Linked DNA regions of Homo sapiens: region 1 is linked to region 2. A link is an interaction called in ENCODE POLR2A ChIA-PET data of the cell type or tissue named here. Cell type or tissue: PC-9. All regions are shown on one strand. Each heading gives the region's core, and the rest is flanking DNA. Links, peaks and the distances in the headings are about the cores only.

Region 1 (5,380 bases), core at 111-5,110, 340 kb after region 2:
TTATTAACCCCATTTTACAGATGAGGGAACGGAGGCAGAGAGAGGTTAAGTATGTTGCCCAAGGTCACACAGTGGAGGAGCCAAGCCTGTACTCAATCCAGGTCATCTGAAACCAGAGCTTATGAAGGTGACCACACCATACAGTGTCTCAGGACAGGGGAGGCCAGGCACAGAGGTGGTGGGGGAAAGAAGGAAGCTAAGTGAGAGGTACCAGGTCCCAAGTGAACCCCTCATTAATACTGGTGTTGAAGAGGCGTGGACTTCGTGAGGCGGGTGTTATTGGCACTGTTTTACAGATAAGGAGCTGAGAGCCCAGAGAGACAGTGAGTTGCCCAAACAACAAAGCTGCGTTTGAGCCTAGATGTGTCTACTGCACAGCCTGGCTCTTCAGTGAGCTTGCTGCCTTATCCTGCTTCTTCAGCAGTTTGTTCCGAGTCTGATCTGTCTTGAGAGCCCCACAGCCTGGGGCACAGGCCTGGAACACACACACCGCGCCTCTACGCCTGTTTTTAGAAATTGTGTATGGGATTCCAGTGGTTCCTACTTGCTGCTACTTTGGGCAAAGGAGAGGAAATGTGGTAGGAAGTGTAGTGACTCTGTATCTTGGTGAGTGGTTGTTTGCCTGAGCTCAGATGCTGCTGGAATGAAGAGTTTTGAAAAGACAATCATTTTGGAATAGTTGCATCTCTTTTACTTTTGGGTGAGTCAAAGGAAAAAGGGAGCTCTAGGAGGGACCACATTGGAAATTCCATCCACCCACTCATCCACCCATCCGATCATTCAATCATCTCTTTATCCAATCATTCATCCATTCATCCATCCACCCACCCATTTTCTGGGCTCCAATTTTCTGCTAGGCCCTGGAAACAAAACACACAAAACCCCCAAACAAACAAAAAAACAAAAGAGTAAAAGCCTCATAGAAAAAAAAGCTGTTTAGTGACCAGCCTGGCCAAGATGGTGAAACCCCGTCTCTACTAAAAATATAAACATTAGCCGGGCGCGGTGGCAGGTGGCTGTAATCCCAGCTACTTGGGAGGCTGAGGCAAGAGAATCGCTTGAATCCAGGAGACAGAGGTGCAGAAGAGCCGAGAAAGCGCCACTGTACTCCAGCCTGGGTGACAGAGTGAGACTCTGTCTCAAAAAAGAAAAAAGACAAGAAAAAAGAAAAAAAGCTGTTGTTTCACATTTTCCTCCAGCACTTCCTATTTTTTACATTTGGAAAAGAGCTTTATTGAGATATAATTCATGTATCACGCAATTCACCCATTTAAAGTGTGATTCGATGGCTTATAGTGTATTCACAGAGCACTGACATCATCACCACAATCAATTTTTGAAACTTTTCATCACCCCCAAACAGAAACCCAGTACCCCTTAGGCCGTCACTCCCTATACCCCCTTCCCCCACCCCTTCAATTACTCATCTACTTTCTTTCTCTGTGGATTTGCCTATTCCGGACATTTCATGTACATAGAATCATATAATATGTGGCCTTTTGTGTCAGGCTTCTTTCACTTAGCATCATGTGCTGTCGTTATTGTTGCTGTTTTGTTTTGTTTTGTTTTTTGAGGCACTGTCTCGATCTGTCACCCAGGCTGGAGCGCAGTGGTGTGATCTCAGCTCTCTGCAGCTTCCACCTCACGGGCTCAAGCGATCCTCCCACCTCAGCCTCCTGAGTAACTGGGACCACAGGCGCTCGCCACCAGGCCTGGCTAGATTTTTGTATTATTTTGCAGAGATGGGGTTTCGCGGTGTTCCTCAGGCTGATTTCAAAGTCCTGGGCTCAAGCGATCTGCCTGCCTGGGCCTCCCAAAGTGCTGGGATTAGAGGTGTGAACCCTCGTGCCCAGGCTCACTTAGCATTGCATTTTCAACGTTTATTCATTTTGTAGCGTGGATCAGCAAATCGTTTCTTTTTATTGCTGAGTAATATTCCATTTTATGGATAGATCACATCTGGTTCATTTGTTCATCAGTTGACGGACATTTGGGTTGCCTCTCCTTTTGGCTATTATAAATAATGCTGCTGTTAACATTTATGTGTAAGTGTTTGTGTGGATGAGCTTTCATTTCTTTTTGGTATTTACCTAGGAGTGGCCTTGCTGAGTCATACAGTAGCTCTGCGTTTGACCTTTTGAGGAACTGCTAAACTATTTTCCACAGCAGCTGCAACATTTACTACTCCCACCAGCAGTGTAGGAAGCTTCCAATTTCTCCATATCCTCACCAATACTTGTTATTGTCCATCTCTCTTTTTTTTTTTTTTTCCTGAGACAGAGTCTCACTCTGTTGCCCAGGCTAGAGTGCAGTGGCACAATCTCAGCTCACTGCAACCTTTGCCTCCCAGGTTCAAGCGATTCTCCTGCCTCAGCCTCCCGAGTAGCTGGGATTACAGGTGCACACCACCATGCCCAGCTAATTTTTATATTTTTAGTAGAGACGGGGTTTCACCATGTTGGCCAGGCTGGTCTCGAACTCCTGACCTCAGGTGATCCACCTGCCTCGGCCTCCCAAAGTGCTGAGATTACAGGCGTGAGCCACCGCACCCGGCTATCGTCCATCTTTTTAAATTTAGCCTTTCTAGCAGGTGTGAAGTGAAACCTCATTATGGTTTTAATTTACATTTCCCAGGAAGTATCTTTACGTGTTATTATCAGTCATTTGTATATTTTCTTTGAAGAAATGTCCATTTGGATTCTTTACCCACTGTTAATTGGGTTGTCTTTTCATTATTGAGTTGTAAGAGTTCTTTATAGATTCTAGATACTAGTCCTTTATCAGATACATGATTTGCAAATATTCTTTCCTATTCTGTAGGCTCCAGTTCCTTCTCATTGTTTTGTTTTGTTTTTGGTTTTTAAAGCACACATCCTCATGCTAAGATATTTGAAAAAGCCAAAAATGTATAAAGAGATGGAAAAAGAACCTCCCACAGACCACTATGATTAATATTTAATCTTTTTTATTTCCCTTTTAAATATATTTACTTATGTTATTTATTCTTTGATAGGTAATATCTGCACTGCTGCAGAATTCTAAAGGTCTAAAATCACAGATTCAATGAGTCTCCCAAGCAGGAAAGCTGCATTTTCAACCTGAATAGATCTACTGCAAAGCCTGGCTCTTTCAGTGCCTCTGCCACCGTATCCTACTTCCTCCAAAGTTTCTTTCTAGTCTGATCTGTCTTGAGACCCCCAGTGCCTGGAGCCCCTGTCATCCAAACTCCTCCTAGGGACCGCTACTGTTGCCGCTTTCTAGATGATCTTCCAAGGATAGCTTATAGCTTGTATATATGGACATATACTTGTCAAATTTCCCTTAAATTGTACGTTACCCATTGCACTGAGCACTTGTCCGTAGCTCCTTTCCAGTCTTGTAGCTCTGCTGAGTTTTCTTTCTATAGTTAAGAATACAATGTAGGCCGGGCGTGGTGGCTCACGCCTGTAATCCCAGCACTTTGGGAGGCCGAGGCGGGCAGATCACAAGGTCAGGAGATCGAGACCATCCTGGCTAACACGGTGAAACCCCGTCTCTACTAAAAATACGAAAAATTAGCCGGGAGTGGTGGCGGGCGCCTGTAGTCCCAGCTGCTGGGGAGGCTGAGGCAGGAGAATGGCGTGAACCTGGAAGGCGGAGCTTGCAGTGAGCCGAGATCGCGCCACTGCTCATCTATCAGTTGTAGGAGGCACAGCAGGAATTCATTCTAGTGTTAGGAAGAATGAGGAATTTATTAAAGGACATTAGGTGGCTTGGAGAGTCTCCAGGAGGGCAGAGATCCAGGTCTGGAGTCTACATAGCCAGAAACAAAGCACAACCACAGGTGGGATTGCTCGAGTAGAGCAGTGCCCACTGCCAGGACTGGGCACAGAGCATGGCTGGTTCTGCTGGGCTCAGGGTGCTGCACCCTCTGGTTCTCTCCCTCCAGATACCAGGTGTTTCTGCCACTACCTTTGCCAGATATGTACCCTCTGACACCTGCTTCTCTTGTTGGTGGCTTTTGGACACAAGCCTGATGCTGGTACGTCTGACTATGGGGCAGAGCTGAGCGTCCCTACCCAAGCTGCAAGGGAGTGTGGGAAAACAAGATCTGGCTTTTTCTTTGGCTAGGTGTGGCCTTATATGGGGAGGCAGTCAAACATAGGAGGTCAAATTTTGCTGGGCACCCAAAAAGAATGGCAGAGCCCACTACATAATACTTATATGGGCTGAGCACAATGGCACATGCCTATAATCCCAACCCTTTGGGAGGTCAAGGTGGGAGGATCACTTGAGGGCAGGAGTTCAAGAGCAGCCTGGGCAACATAGTGAGACCCCGTCTCTATTAAAAAAAAAAATAATAATAATAATAATAATAATTAGCTGAGCATGGTGGCAAGTACCTATAATCCCAGCACTTTGGTAGGCTAAGGCAGGAGGCTCATCTCTGGCTAGGAGCTCAAGGCCAGCCTGTGCAATATAGTGAGATCCCTGGCTTAAAATTTTTGTTTGTTTGTTTGAGGACAGAGTTTCACTCTGTCACCCAGGCTAGAATGCAGTGGCGTGATCTCAGCTCACGGCAACAGCGACCTCCTGGGCTCAGGTGATTCTCCTACTTCTCAGTAGCTGGGACTATAAGTGCGCACCACCACACTTGGCTAATTTTTGTATTTTTTGTAGTAACAAGGTTTCACTATGTTGCCCAGGCTGGTCTCAAACTTCTGGGCTCAAGTGATCCTCCCACCTTAGCCTCCCAAACTGCTGGCCTTACAGGTATGAGCCACTTGCGCCCAGCTACAAAAATGTTTTTAAAGTTAGCTGGGTGTGGTTGTGCATACTTGTAGTCCTAGCTACTCAGAAGGCTGAGGCAGGAGGATCTCTTAAACCCAGGAGTTCAAGGATGCAGTGAGCTATGGTCAAGCCGCTACACTCCAGCCTGGGCAACAGGGCCAGACCTTGTCTTTAAAGTAATAATAATAGTAATGATAATACTTAAATGTAAGTGTATTGTAATTATGAAAGTGTAATTCTTCTGATTATAACACAGTACATGGGTGAGAGGTGACGCGTTGTAATGGTTAAGCTTGGGCAGCAGCCTGGGAGCTGACTGCCTAGGTTAGAGTCATATGTCTTTCCCTCGGCTAGCCTTTCAAACTTGACCATGGCTCGAACTTCATTATGCCCCAGTTTCCTCCTTTGTAAAATGGGGATCAAAATAGAACACCCCTCATGGGTTGGGCTGAGGATGGGATGAGTTAACAGACATAAGGCTTAGAACCATATCTAGCTCATTGTATTTGCTATGTAGTTGTTTGCTCTTCTCATTTTTCCAATCTTTTATTATAAAAATTTTAAAACATACAGAAAAGTAAAAAGGGTTGTATAGCAAGCATCCATCTAG
Region 2 (5,380 bases), core at 240-5,239:
AAAGTGCGTGGTGGCTCACGCCTATAATCCCAGCACTTTGGGAGGCCGAGGCGGGTGGATCACCTGAGGTCAGGAGTTCAAGACCAGCCTAACCAACATGGCAAAACCCCACCTCTACTAAAAGTATAAAAATTAGCTTGGTGTGGTGGTAGGCACCTGTAAAATCCAGCTACTTGGGACACTGAGGCAGTATTACTTGAACCTGGGAGGCGGAGGTTGCAGTGAACTGAGATGGTGCCATTGCACTCCAGGCTGGGTGAAAAGAGTGAATCTCAGTCTCAAAAACAAACAAAACTAAACAAAAAGTCAAAGTTAAAATGCGGGCTCCAATTCAGGAGGTCCGCGTGGGGCCAAGATTCTGCATTTCTAAGGAGCTTGCAGTTGACGTGGATGCTACCAGTTCAGGAATCACAGTTTGAGTAACAAAGGCCTAACATTTATATGTAAGAGCTAAATTGCAGGGAAGATTATTTGAACATTGTTAACTTTACAAGGTGTGTTAGTTGACAAGAGCTGCCATAATAAAATACCACAGACTAGGTGTCTTAAACACCGGAAATTTCTTTTCTCACCGTTTTGGTCGAAGGTGTGGGCAGGGGGCTGGGCGTGGTGGCTCACACCTGTAATCTCAGCACTTTGGGAGGACGAGGCAGGTGGATCACATGAGGCTAAGGAGTTGAGACCACCCTGGCCAACATGGTGAAACCCTGTCTCTACTAAAAATACAAAAATTAGCCAGGCGTGGTGGTGCGTGCTTGAGTAGCCTGTAATCCCAGCTACTCGGGAGGCTGAGGAACAAGAACCTCTAGAACTCGGGAGGAAGAGGTTGCAGTGAGCCGAGATCACGCCACTGCACTCCAGCCTGGGCAACAGCGTGGGACTCTGTTTAAAAAAATAATAATAATAATACGATGTGGGCAGGGTTGGCTGCTCCTGAGGCCTCTCTCCCTGGCTTGCAGATGGCCCCTTCACCCTCTGTCTTCACGTGGTCTTCCCTCTGTGTGTCTGTGTCCTAATTCCTCTTCTTATTAGGACACATGTCAGGATCAGAACCCACCCATACGGCTTTATTTTACCTTAATTACTACCTCTTCAAGGCCCTATTTCCAAATATGGTCTCATTCTGAGGTGCCGAGGGATAGATCTCCACCATTTGAATTTGGGGGCCACAGTTCAGTCCATAAGACCAGGTGAAGGAAGTACTTCCACTGCTGATGTCCATCTGCCAGCGAGGCCTCTCCAGTTCTCACCGGTCTTTGGCTGTGTCAAACTTTTTATTTTCTATCAATCTGATGAAGATGCAATGGAGTATCACTGTCGTTTAATTTGTACCCCCTAATACTTTTTAGTGAGGTCGAGAATCATTTTTTGTTTTTGAGACAGGGTCTTGATCTGTCACCCAGGCTGGAGTGCAATAGCACAATCATGGCTCCCTGCAGCCTCGACCTCCCAGGCTCAAGCCATCCTCCTGTCTCCACCTTCCAAGCAGCTGGGACCACAGGCGCGCACCACCATGCCCACTTAATTTAAAAAAAAAAGTTTTTGTAGAGACAGGGTCTTGCTGTGTTGCCCAGGTTGGTCTTAAACTCCTGAGCTCAAGCAGTCCTCCTGTCTGAGCCTCCTACGTGTTGGGATTACAAGCATGATCTCACCACACCCAGACTAGATTGAAAATCTTTTCATATCTTATTGCTTCTGCTTTGGGCAATTCCCTATTCATATCTGCCCATTTTGCAGTTGGAGTTGAGAGTTGATCATGCATATCGATTTGCAGGGCTTCTTTGTAAATCCTGGTTACTAATTTGCATTGCTAGACTTTTGTGCTGGTCTAGAGCTTGTCTTTTTACTTGTTTATGGTACCCTTTGATGTTCAGGGGTTTTTTTTCTGTAATTTTAATATAGTCAAATGCTTCAAGCTTCAAGGCTCATCTTGTTTAAGAAATGCCTCCCTATACCAAGGTTATGGAAATATTGTCTTACATTTTCTACTAAATATTTTCAAGTGTTGTTTCCCACATTTTGGCCTCCATCCGCCCGGAATTCATTTGTGTGTGGCATATGAAAATAGTCTAATTTTAGTTTCCCAAGTACCGTGCCAGAGGCTGCCACCACCCCGTTTCATGCTCTGCTCTCCCCGATGGCCTGAGGCTTGTCCTCTGCCCTGCAGGCTCCAGTGTTTCCCTCCGAAGGGTGGGGCACTCATCACCAGGAAGCATCTTGCCTGCCCCAAGGGTGAGTCCAGCTGGCACCTGTAGCGGTGGCCGCATTCTTCTGGCAGGGGCTGCAGGGATGAGGACTATAGGAGAGTCCCGAGGCTGCCGGAACAAAATTCCACAAACTTTATGCCTTCAGGTAACAAAAATGTATTCTCTCACAAGTCAGGAGGCCACAAATCCGAATCAGGTTGTCAGCAGGTGGAGGGAATGTAAACTAGTATAACCATGGAAAACATAGTTATACTAAACTAATATAACCATGGAAAACAGTGTGGAGATTCCTTAAAGAACAAAAGTAAGGCCGGGCGCAGTGGCTCACGCTTGTAATCCCAGAATTTTGGGAGGCCAAGGCAGGCGGATCACCTGAGGTTGAGAGTTCGAGACCAACATGGAGAAACCGCATCTCTACTAAAACAAAAAACAAAAAAATCAGCCAACTGTGGTGGCGCAGTCCTGTAATCCCAGCTACTGGGAGGCTGAGGCAGGAGAATCACTTGAATCCAGGAGGAGGTTGCAGTGAGCTGAGATCACGCCATTGCACTCCAGCCTGGGCAACAAGAGCAAAACTCCATCTCAAAAAAAAAGAACTGAAAGTAGATCTACCATTTGATCCAGCAATTCCGCTCCTGGATATCTACCCAGAGGAAAAGAAGTCATTATACGGATGGGAGTGGTGGCTCACATCTGTAATCCCCGCACTTTGGGAGGCCAAGGCGGGTGGATCACCTGAGGTCGGGAGTTCAAGACCAACCTGACCAACATGGAGAAACCCCATCTCTACTAAAAATACAAAATTAGCTGGGCATGGTGGCACATGCCTGTAATCCCAGCTAATTGGGAGGCTGAGGCAGGAGAACCACTTGAACTCGGGAGGCAGAGGCTGCAGTGAGCTGTGATCATGCCATTGCACTCCAGCCTGGGCAACAAGAGTAAAACTCTGTCTCGAAAAACAAAAAAAAGTCATTATACAAAAAAGATACTTGCACATGCATGTTTATAACAGCACAATTTGCAGTTGCAAAAATGTGTAACCAAATGGCCATCAATCAACAAGTAGACAAGGGAACTGTGGTATATATATATATATACCACATATATATACACCATATATATATATACCACATATATATACCGTATATATATATACCACATATATATATACAGTATATATATGTGGTATATATATGTGGTATATATATGTGTGTGTGTATATATGTGTGTGTGTGTATATATATATATATATATATATATATATATATATATATGATGGAATACTACTCAGCCATAAAAAGGAATGAATTAATGGCATTCACAGCAACCTGGATGAGACTGGAGGTCATTATTCTAAGTGAAGTAACTCAAGAATTGAAACCCAAATATCATACGTTCTCACTCATAAGTGGGAGCTAAGCTATGAGGATGCAAAGGCATAAGAATGATACAGTGGGCCAGGCACGGTGGCTCACGCCTATAATCCCAGCACTTTGGGAGGCCGAGGCAGGTGCATCACGAGGTCAGGAGATCGAGACCATCCTGGCTAACAGGGTGAAACCCCAACTCTACTAAAAATACAAAAAAATTAGCCGGGCATGGTGGCGGGCACCTGTAGTCCCAGCTACTCGGGAGGCTGAGGCAGGAGAATTGCTTGAACTCAGGAGGCGGAGCTTGCAGTGAGCCGAGATCACACCACTGCACTCCAGCCTGGGCGACAGAGCGAGACTCCGCCTCAAGAAAGAAAAAGAGAACGATACAGTGGACTTTGGGGACCACAAATTGGGTTCATTGTACACTGCTCCAGTGATGGGTGCACCAAATCTCACAAATTACCGCTAAAGAACTTACTAATGAAACCAAGTACCACCTGTTCCCCAAAAATCTATGGAAATAAAAAATTAAAAATAAATAAATAAATATTAGTTAAAAAATGCTTGTATAGAAAAAATACACATAAAGTCACTATAGCACAGCTTTAAATGGAAAAAACCCTGATGTGATTATTACACATTTTATGCTTGTATCAAAATATCTCATATAACCCATAAATATATATGCCTAATATGTATCCAAAAAAATGAAAACTAAACATTTAAAAAAATTTTTAAAAAGAATAAACAAAGTTGTCAGCAGGGTTGGTTTCTTCTGGAGGCACTGAGGGAGAAACCACTCGACGCCTCTCTCCCAGCTTCCGGGGGCCTTGGATTCCTTGGTTGTGGACACATCACTCCTGGCTCTGCCTCTGTCTTCCTTTGCCTTCTTCCCTGGGCCTCGGTCTTGTTTCCCCTGCTCTTCTAATAACTTGTCATCAGATTTAGAGTCCATCCAAAGATGATTTATCTTGAGGTCCTTCACTTAATTCCATTTGCTCAGACCCTTTTTCCAAATAAGGCCACATTCACAGATTCTGAGTGGGCATATCTTTTGAGGGGGAAACCAACATTCAGCCCACTGTAGGATCTGTTTGTGAAATGGGAAGGAAAGCTCCTAGTGACGATGGTGGGAAAGCGCTCCTTCAACAACCATGTTCCCTTGACACCGTGCACTTCCTTCCAGCTCCTTTATTGGATAAATTTTGCCCAATCTGCCATTTTTTAAAATTTCCTCCTGCTCCCACAAGTGCAGTGATGCGTTCTCCCACTCTTAGAAATTTATCTTAAGAAAATGATTCATGAGTATAGGGGAAAAAAATTACCTCTTTTTGTTGTTGCATTGTTACTTATATTAAAAAGTTGGAAACAACCCCCAGGAGAGGAGGTAATTACTTAATTACTTCAATAACATTTATTCATGCAACATTAGTGAGAGAATGTGAAATAAACGGGGAAGGAGAGAGTAGAGAGCAAGAGACAGAAGTTGCCGAGCACGGTGGCTTACATCTATAATCCCAACTCTTTGGGAGGCCAAGGTGGGAAGATTCCTTGAGGCCAGGAGTTCAAGACCAGCCTGGGCAACATAGGGAGACCCTGTCTCTACAAAAAAATTTTACAAATTATCTGGGCATCGTGGCACACACCTATAATCCCAGCTACTTGGGAGGCTGAGGTGGGAGGATTGCTTGAGCCTGGTAAGTTGAGGCTGCAATGAGCCATGATCACACCACCACTGCACTCCAGCCCAGGTGACAAAGTGAAAAAAAAAAAAAAAAGGGACAGAAGCTGTTGTCCTCC

Evidence for each region. ChIA-PET counts read pairs that join two places held together with the same protein. Peaks named below come from ENCODE experiments on the same cell type or tissue, not always from the same donor. Only the 100,000 strongest peaks of a DNase experiment are listed, where the experiment ranks them.
Region 1: POLR2A ChIA-PET joins it to region 2 with 10 read pairs; 5 of 35 experiments call an interaction of 5 or more read pairs at or near these places.

Annotation. Positions count from the first base shown.
Region 1 is chr16:81,756,423-81,761,802 of GRCh38, forward strand. The region is part of intron 3 of LOC105369213 (a long non-coding RNA gene); the gene reads left to right. It also overlaps a transcript of PLCG2 not described here. Among named protein-coding and RNA genes, the nearest start is that of PLCG2, 20 kb to the right of the region's middle. RefSeq lists an enhancer at 2,019-2,078. In PC-9, for the core only: no CTCF peak of the experiment used is centred there; a DNase peak (open chromatin) is centred at 2,129; H3K27ac peaks cover 1,321 bases.
Region 2 is chr16:81,419,518-81,424,897 of GRCh38, forward strand. No RefSeq gene overlaps it. Among named protein-coding and RNA genes, the nearest start is that of CMIP, 23 kb to the right of the region's middle. RefSeq lists enhancers at 5,339-5,380, 5,347-5,380. In PC-9, for the core only: no CTCF peak of the experiment used is centred there; a DNase peak (open chromatin) is centred at 2,244; H3K27ac peaks cover 1,486 bases.